Linked DNA regions of Mus musculus: region 2 is linked to region 1. Evidence: chromatin loops called from intact Hi-C (ENCODE). Cell type or tissue: heart. All regions are shown on one strand.

What was found. A loop is a pair of places that touch in the nucleus more often than their neighbours do. Peaks named below come from ENCODE experiments on the same cell type or tissue, not always from the same donor. Only the 100,000 strongest peaks of a DNase experiment are listed, where the experiment ranks them.
Region 2: it touches region 1 in a loop (4-fold over the local background); 1 of 42 quality-filtered maps calls a loop at or near these places.

Annotation. Positions count from the first base shown.
Region 1 is chr9:96,887,546-96,891,545 of GRCm38, reverse strand. Pxylp1 (2-phosphoxylose phosphatase 1) reads left to right here and starts at 2,072. Exons shown (of 6, transcript NM_001289647.1): 1 at 2,072-2,187. In heart, a CTCF peak has its summit at 2,063 (motif pointing right); DNase peaks (open chromatin) are centred at 1,735, 2,125 and 2,605; H3K4me3 peaks cover 2,548 bases; H3K27ac peaks cover 2,473 bases.
Region 2 is chr9:96,673,265-96,677,264 of GRCm38, reverse strand. No RefSeq gene overlaps it. Among named protein-coding and RNA genes, the nearest start is that of Rasa2, 44 kb to the right of the region's middle. In heart, a CTCF peak has its summit at 1,632; a DNase peak (open chromatin) is centred at 1,634.

The DNA.
Region 1 (4,000 bases):
TGCCTCCCCAGCCATTAGCCAAGTGGCTCCAGCTGCCTCAGACAGATACCCTATTTTATCACTGCAGAGGGAGGCTTGCCATTCTCCCCTGTAGGAACCTCTCCTTTTCCCTTCCCTGGAAACCCTTCAACCCTTAAAGACCCTCAGGAAAGGAGGTGGAATGCTTTCTCCAGAGTGGGAAAAATGTCGAAGTGTTCAGGGAATAGAGGTTGAAGGAAAGAGGGAAAGATGATCGTGGTATCCGGTATTAACCTGGATTGTAGGAAGGTGCAACGATGGAAACTCTAAGTGCCGCGTGGAGGAAGATTCAGGCAGAGGAGACCTGTTCCCACTTCCAGAAGAATAGTGGAGAATACCCCAGTCGAGTGGGATAGTGGCAAATTTTTGTAGAGAAATGATGCCCGAGTCACCTTTCATCCTCTTGTGGTCATGTTGAACCTAAGACTGTCTACATATCCCATGGGAAGGGTAAGTAAGTAGCCAAGAAAGGGAACATACGCCTATGGGTTACAGAAGATGTGGCACAGACCCACAAGGGCTCCATCCAGAACAAAATCAGGCCTGGGTAGTTTGCAGAGAGAGGCTGGGTTTGTGGTGGAGGCAGAGTTGCGAGCCTGCGTCGGCTGGAGACTCCCGTGTTCCTGAAAGGGTAGTAGACTTGAGAGAAAGCAAAGCTGAGCATCTGGGGTCAAGTTCCAGGCCTGAAGCTGACAAGCCCTGCCCTAACCCCCTTTTCTGATGTATGTATGTATGTATGTATGTATGTATGTATGTATGTATGTATGTATGTATTTTGCTTTGGGCTAGTGTGGATGGAGTTGTCTGTCATCTGCAGCCTGTGTGACTTGTGAAGGAGTGGAACTTGGAATTAGAGCAGAACTGTCAAGAGTCCGTGGCGAGAAGGAAGAGTCTGTGTTGGATAGGATGCCTGGACTGTGGTGGTCCTTGAGGGCCAGCCCAAGTAGGAATTTAACGGGGAGTGAGATTTCATGCTCACGTATTGGAGAAAGCTGTCGCTAGTACTGAAGGGATAAGCAGGCTGAAGGTGGTGTTGAGCCTGGGTAATTGGGTGAGAGGGATAGTAACTAGTGTCCTCAGGCAAGTGCCAGCTGGCCATCAAGGCATTGAACAGAGAAGGCATTCCAGATGGCTGGACCATGGGGGTAAATGGAATGCAGGCTAGGGAAGTAGAATCTAGCTGATTTGAGGGGAGAAATTGGAGGTAAAAATATGGATAAAATATAAAGTGTTTTGATTTAGTCACTATCGAATGAGTTAGGGAAAATCAAGTGATGCGCTACCCTCAAAACCGCACCTCTTTTGCAGTTGAGAGAGGCACAAGGGTGTCACTGTAGTCCCAGAACTGACAACAAAGGCAATCTCACAATTGTGGTTGGTGAGATCCTTTTTTACAGCATTTGAAACAACAACAACAAAAGACCCACAAACACAGCTTTATAGAACGAGTGCTGCGCGGGTCTTTGGCTGGCAGCCCTGGGGTCATGCAGAAACGCCCCCGTGACACAGCCACGACCTCTCAAGGGTGGATGCCTGCAGGCCTTTAGGGACAAAACTACTGCCAGGTCTAGAGTAGACACAGGCCGGATGTGGCCCGCGCCGGAAGAGAAGCGCGGGACAGGCGCTTGGGTGGAGGTGGCACGGTGGCTAGGATATGCCAGTTTTGAGTCCACGAGGCACCGCAGGACCCACATCCGCAGCTAGATCCGCGGCGCGGAGTTAGGCACGCAGTCACAAAGCACCCTAGCCAAGGCTGGGACGGGTCCAGGGCAGTGTCCTGGGGCCATGGCACCCTCCCGGGTCCTAAGTCCGGCATAGGGAGGAGCATAGGCCCTGTGCGCTCCGAGTGCGCGCGCTTTCCCGGACCCGGACGGCGCGACCGGAGCCTGTCTGGATGACTGTTTGGACACTCCAGGCCATGTGTGCCTCCAAGGCCCGGGATGCGGGTCGCCGCAGCCTGCTGGTCCCGCACGGCCGCCTGCGGGGCGGAGCTCCAGGGCGCCCTGAGCGCGTCGGGCCGGGCAGGGACCCGGCGGTCCCGGTAGGGGGCGCTGCGGAACCCCGAGTTTGGCGGCCTGCGCGCGCCACCGCCGCCTGCACTCCCGCCAGGAGGAGCTGGCTGCGGGTGGAGATCCCTACGCACAGCGACGGAGGCCGGGACCGTAGGCGGTGAGTGTGGTGCGCGCCGGGTCCCAGCGGTTGTGAGGCTTCTCGCAAGGCGGGCTTGTGTCTAGGGTCTTGGGGGGCGACCCCGGAGAGGTGTCCGCGATGCCAAGATCCGGAGGCAGGGGCGGGCTTCCAAGCAGCGGGTGTGAGCCCTGCCACCAAGCTCTTTCCCTTATCTACGCGCTCCCCAGTTGCCACCTCTCCCCATACCCTCCCCGCGTTGGAGAGGGGTCCCTGCCCTCCGATCCGTCTCCCCTTTCTCAGCCCTGCACCCTAGAAGCCTGCCCGCACACCCCCTTTTCTCCCTCAAGCCCTCCCACGCCTACCTCCTCCTGGTTGCCTGCCGCTCGCCTCTCCCTCCCAGCTCTGCTCCTACGGTCCCCGCCGCCACCCCAGCGGGGTCCCATTCTGCCTAGGCGCTCCTGCTGAACGACTCAGCGGGAATCTGAGCTCCGGGGTCCCCCTTCTCCCGGCTGTCCCATAGCTGCAGTGTCCAGGTAAAAAGGGGCTGCAACTTCAGGGCCTGCCCCGGGGGTGGGGCTGGTGCTTCGCCAGCTACCTGCTGCCTGCGGCGCAGGAACCCTGGGCCCAGCCCAGGGCCACTTCACGCGTGCAGGTTATGCTTGCTCAGTGTTCTGTTTAGGACAGTGTGGTTACTTCTTTGCTTGCTTTTGCTTGGTGAACTTGGATAGGTTGCGATTTCTTAAAAAGAAGCCGGCTTTGCTACCCACAAATATGGAGCAGGTTTTCTTTGCTGCTGTGACTGGCTGTCAGTAGTACCTGTGGATCGGGGAAGATTTAGCTATGCTGGGGAAATGGAGCCACATCCCCACTCTCTCACCACAGCTCTGGGAACGTAACTGTCCCCTCTAGGGTGGGCCCGTGTCTTTGTGGAAAGGCAAGGATGCTTCCTAAACATTCAACAGGTAAAAACCAGTTAGGAATCTGGATCAGATCTGGTGTGGATAGGGAAATGTGGGATGAGTGAGTGATCAAGGAGGGGCTCTGGGAGAGTTCCATGGCTTAGGGACATTTGTTGCTCTTTGCGGCAAGTCCCAGGCTGGACCCTGACTATGGACTAGACAGTGATGAGCCCAGCCTACCCTCTGGAACTGTCGGTCGGGCTTGGCACCAGCCCCCTCCTCAGAGGTGTTGGTGCCCTGTGGTGACATCTGTGGGAAGAGGATTTAAAGCAGATGGCTTGGAAAGCCTCATGGTCCCCGGAGAGAAGTGGAGATGGCATGGTGACAGCCCAGCGTGTGCGTTCACCCCTTCCCTTCTGGGGTCTTTCATTAAATCTTAGATTAAATTAATTGCCTAGTCAGAGAAAGAACATATAAAGGGTATTTCTCTTTTAGGATTGGCTCTGGGCCAGCCTGCCCTCACAGATACCTTGGGAGGCTGCAGATGGGAACCCGTGGCAGCGTGGACCGCCTGGAGCACAGCACTCTGGGCTGTAGGACTGCCCTGTCTCTGTGGTTTCTCTTTGATGGCTCTGGTAGTGATTAGTTCAATATTCCTTTTCTATTGAATAGATAAGTAATTAGCCAAGAACACAGTGGGGCTCAGTAGGGCCCTTCTGAGTGTTCTCAATTTCCTGTATGAATCTTCCTGTCCTCACAGTGATAGGCTGCTCTCAGGAGTCCTTCTGGCTAGGATTGAATACCTGCAGGGCTGGGGTGACCTTTAGGACCTGGCCAGGTGCCCCTGCCTGTTACTCAATGTTTATTTAAAAACAAAAACAAAAACAAAAACAAAGCAAACTTCATGTATCTGTCTTGAGCCCACAACCCATGCCTTCCACTGGGCTGTAGTA
Region 2 (4,000 bases), 210 kb after region 1:
AGTAGACGCCATTCCTCCCCCTTTTAAATTTAGCCATAAGGAAATGAGGTGTTCACAATGTAGGAATTGCCAAGAAGTCTTCCTCAGTGGAACCCTCTTCTTCCGTTAGGAAGCACACAACGCTGAAGACGTTGAGTGGACTTTGAAGATAGCTTTAATAGTTGTTGGTGGTGTTGGTTAGGTGCCAGGACATAAGAAAAACGAAGCAAGGCTAACGCTTTAAGTTTTCAAACTTGAGCAGTTGGAAGAATGGGGCTGCCTACAGACCGCTAGCCACATGCTCAGAGATTCAAATGAGACTGGCACCAAGTCCCTGAAGCACAGCTGAGTTAGGTCCTGAGAATCCAGGAGAAGCAGAAAGCGGTTTGCATGATCCGGAGAGAAACACACCAGAAAATGAGTAATTGCAACCACTGTAAAGTGCTGTGAAGAAGAGGCGCTTACTGCCTGGTGCTAGCAGGCCATGCCCTAGTCCAGTCATTCTCAACCTATGGGTCGTGACCTCTTTGGGGGTCACGTATCAGATACCCGGTGTATCAGATATTTACATTACTATTCATAATACTCGTGAAATTATAGTTAGAAAGGAGCAGTGGAATCACCACAGCATGGGGTCTGTATTAAAGGGTCACAGACTTAGGAAGGTTGAAAGCCACTGCCCTAGTTTAAACCTTAAGAAAAACTGGCCTTGAAGAAGTGACATGTGAGCTGAGTAACAGGTAGCAAGGAGAGGAGTTCTGGGCCCTGGAATGGTGTGTGCTGAGGTCCGCCTCTGGAGAGATCGCCTTGCATGGGAGGCCGGTCCTGACCAGAATGCAGGTGAGCCAGGCTTGAGATCAATAGGGATGACAAAGGGCTGAGATATGCAGGGCCTTTGTGCTGTAGATCTGGGTCTTGTATGAAGAGCAACCCAGAGGCACTTAGGTTAGAGACGTGGCTCAGTGCTTGCCTGGCATGTGTGAGCCCCTGGGTTCAATCCAAAGGATGGAAAGAAGAAGAAAAAAGAAGGGAGAGAGAAAGGGAGAAATAGAGGAAAGAGAAGCCCCCTGAGTTCAAGCCCCAGCATGGTCTACATATTAAGTTTCGAGCCAGCCAGATAGAAAAACCCTGTTTCAAAAAAAAAGCAAGCCACATTGGCTGAATGTAGAAAATGCCTTGGTGGACGGTGATGGCTAGAAACAGCTGTTAGGAAGTGACTGAGCTAAAGGTGATAGTGACTTAGATTGTATGTCTGCAGTGGCAATGGGGAAGAAGGAGAAAAGCTGAGAGAGACTTAGAAGGTAGAATCAGTGGGACTTGGTGTTGGGTTGGATTTGAGACGCTAGGGTTAAGGAAGGACCAGGGATCATCTTTTGGTTTTAGAATGATTCATACCGGAAATGAAAGATGTCTCCCATGAAGCTTATATAAGAAAGAAGCCAGAGTTCCAGAGATGAAAGATGAGTCAAAGAAATGCACCCACCCCCCCAAAAGGGTGACATGTGGAGAAGGCCAGAGCTTAGATGGGAGCCAGAATCTTCAGGACAAACCAGTGTCTGCAGAGATCAGGTTCGTTCAGTGCCCTCTGCTGTAGAATAGCAAAAGCCCAAAGTCTGGGCAATCAGCTACACACCCTGGTCCCCCTAATGGTAGGGCAAGGAAATGGCATGTCAGCCATAGAAGGTTACTCACGTCACAGGAGCAGCCAGGCACTGCCAGAGAGGAGCTGACACATCTCTGAGATGGCTGCTTTCTCTCCTACAGTCAACCAACCTGAGACCACGTACAAGAGGCAAAGAGAACATATTTAATTAAGACCTTTAGCCCTGCTTACAGCTTTCAAATACCCAGACACATAATATACAGGATTCCATCTGTATTCTTGTCCTTTACATTTGAGTTTAGGGAGGGGCCGGCTGTCACCACTCCCACAGACACCAGCTAGCCCTTTCTCCACCGTATGTCTTTGTTCAAGCTCCTGGCCTATTAAAATGGTCTCTTCTGTCCATGGGGTCATTTCTTAACACTTAATATGACAGTTTCTGCACCCCAGTGCTGGTGAGAGACAGACTCAGACCTCTGCATCTCTTTGCCTGGGGCCTCACTGCTACTCTGTGGGATGAAGTCCTTGGTGAGCATGTGCTGTGGACATGAGCACAGCTGTGTCACAAACCCTAATGCCTCAGATGCATGGGAATGATGAAACCTTCCCTTTACCCTTGTGCAGATGTTGATAGTATGAGCAGAAAAGAATGCACTACGGCTTCCTCCTCCCCAGTGTGTACAGCCTGAGACAGCTACCCTATAGAGACCTCCTACCAGGATAAGCTAGATCTGCTTCCTCATTAAGACAGACATACAGACAGACAGATATCCATCTCCTCAATTTGGATGTATAAAATAAATGCCCTGTTTCTGGGCAGCTGCTGGTGTGTCTCCATCAAAGCATACAGCCCACCTGATCTCAGAGTTTCTGTATGCATGTCTGTGTGTCTGTCCTTTCTTCAAAGATCCCTTCATTGTTCCAGTTGGTCAACCCCACAGCCACTCAGGTCTTGGCCTGCTCTCTGGGAAAATCCATCCTCAACTCAGCCTCTGACGTGAAGCAGGACCCTCGAGAAGAGTGAAGCCCAGGGTCCCTTTCCCCAGCACGGTCCTCCAAGCAACTGTATAGTGACATCAAGGTGAGACACCCACCGAGCATACAATCTGCCATCCAGCCTGACCAACATCCCAGTTTGCCCAAGACTGAGGCCACTCCCAGCACGCAGACCTTTTAGCATGAACACTGACAAGTGAGGATGGATGTTTGGTCGTGGAAATGGGAAGTCTCTTTAGAAAGGTGGGGCTGGGGAGAGGAACTAGCTACCCATTAATGGAAGGAGAAGGAATTGGGAACCTAAGTGAAGGAAAAGAAATCGGACCACATGGAAATGCGTCCTGGCTGTACATGTCCAGGCTGGGAGAGAGAGGGGATCCCCATGGGGCCCACTTGCAGACCCTACTGAAGTCCTTCAGTCAACTCACATAGCTCCATCCACTCGCAGTTCTCTGAAGAGCAAGTGGCTTCTGGCTGCCTACACAAGGCACTTCCCCCAGAATTTTTAAAAAGCGCTGGCCTTTCCAAGTCTTCTTAGTATAGGATATCTGTGGGTTTTCCTGCTGAGCCCTTTCTTATTTTTATGAGGAAAACCCCTAAAGTTCCTTCAAAAGCCACCCTGACCCTCTTCTTCAACAGCCCTGCTTTCCAAGCAGATCTGAAATCAGGATCAGGTGACTGGGGCTTGAGTAGGACCTTACTGAGAACTTTCCAGATGCCAGAGACAGAAGGCATTGTTCAGCATAAGGAAAGGACTGTATGAATGGTCTTGTGCTATATGATCAATGACATACTGGATATAGATGGAAGGCCCCATGAGGGTATAATGGAGCTGAAAAATTCTCAGCACCTAGTGACACAGTTGCCATCAGAACGTCAAGGCCAATGTCACTCAGGACTTAGGTCACGCTAGTGTGAGCACTTCTACATCACTGTATACACTATATATACACACCCATATAAAAACAGGGCAACACAATTCTGCGTATTGCACAATACTTGATAATGACCATAAAGTACTAACTGGGTCACTTTTTCTCATTACATGGCCAAATACCAGACAGAATGAAGGAAGGGGGATTTATTTGGGCCTACAAGTTCAGGGGCTAGGATCCACCACTGAAGGAAAGGCATGGGAACGTACGGGTGGTCTGTCCATATCTTGGTGGATCTGGAAGCAGAAAGGTCTCCACTAAAAGCAGGCCTCAAAGGCCCACTCCAGGAGCCTACGTCCAGGCCCACCAGTCTCCAGAAATGGCACCACCAGCTAGGGACCAGGATCCTGGGGAGGACATTTCAGACTCAAAGTGTAACAACTGTGTTGCTGGCTTATGCATTTCCGGTACTGTGCTTTTATGGTGATTTCAGAGTGTGTTTGTGTGTGTCAAAGTTTGTTTTGAGGAATACACCAGTAAGGCCAGC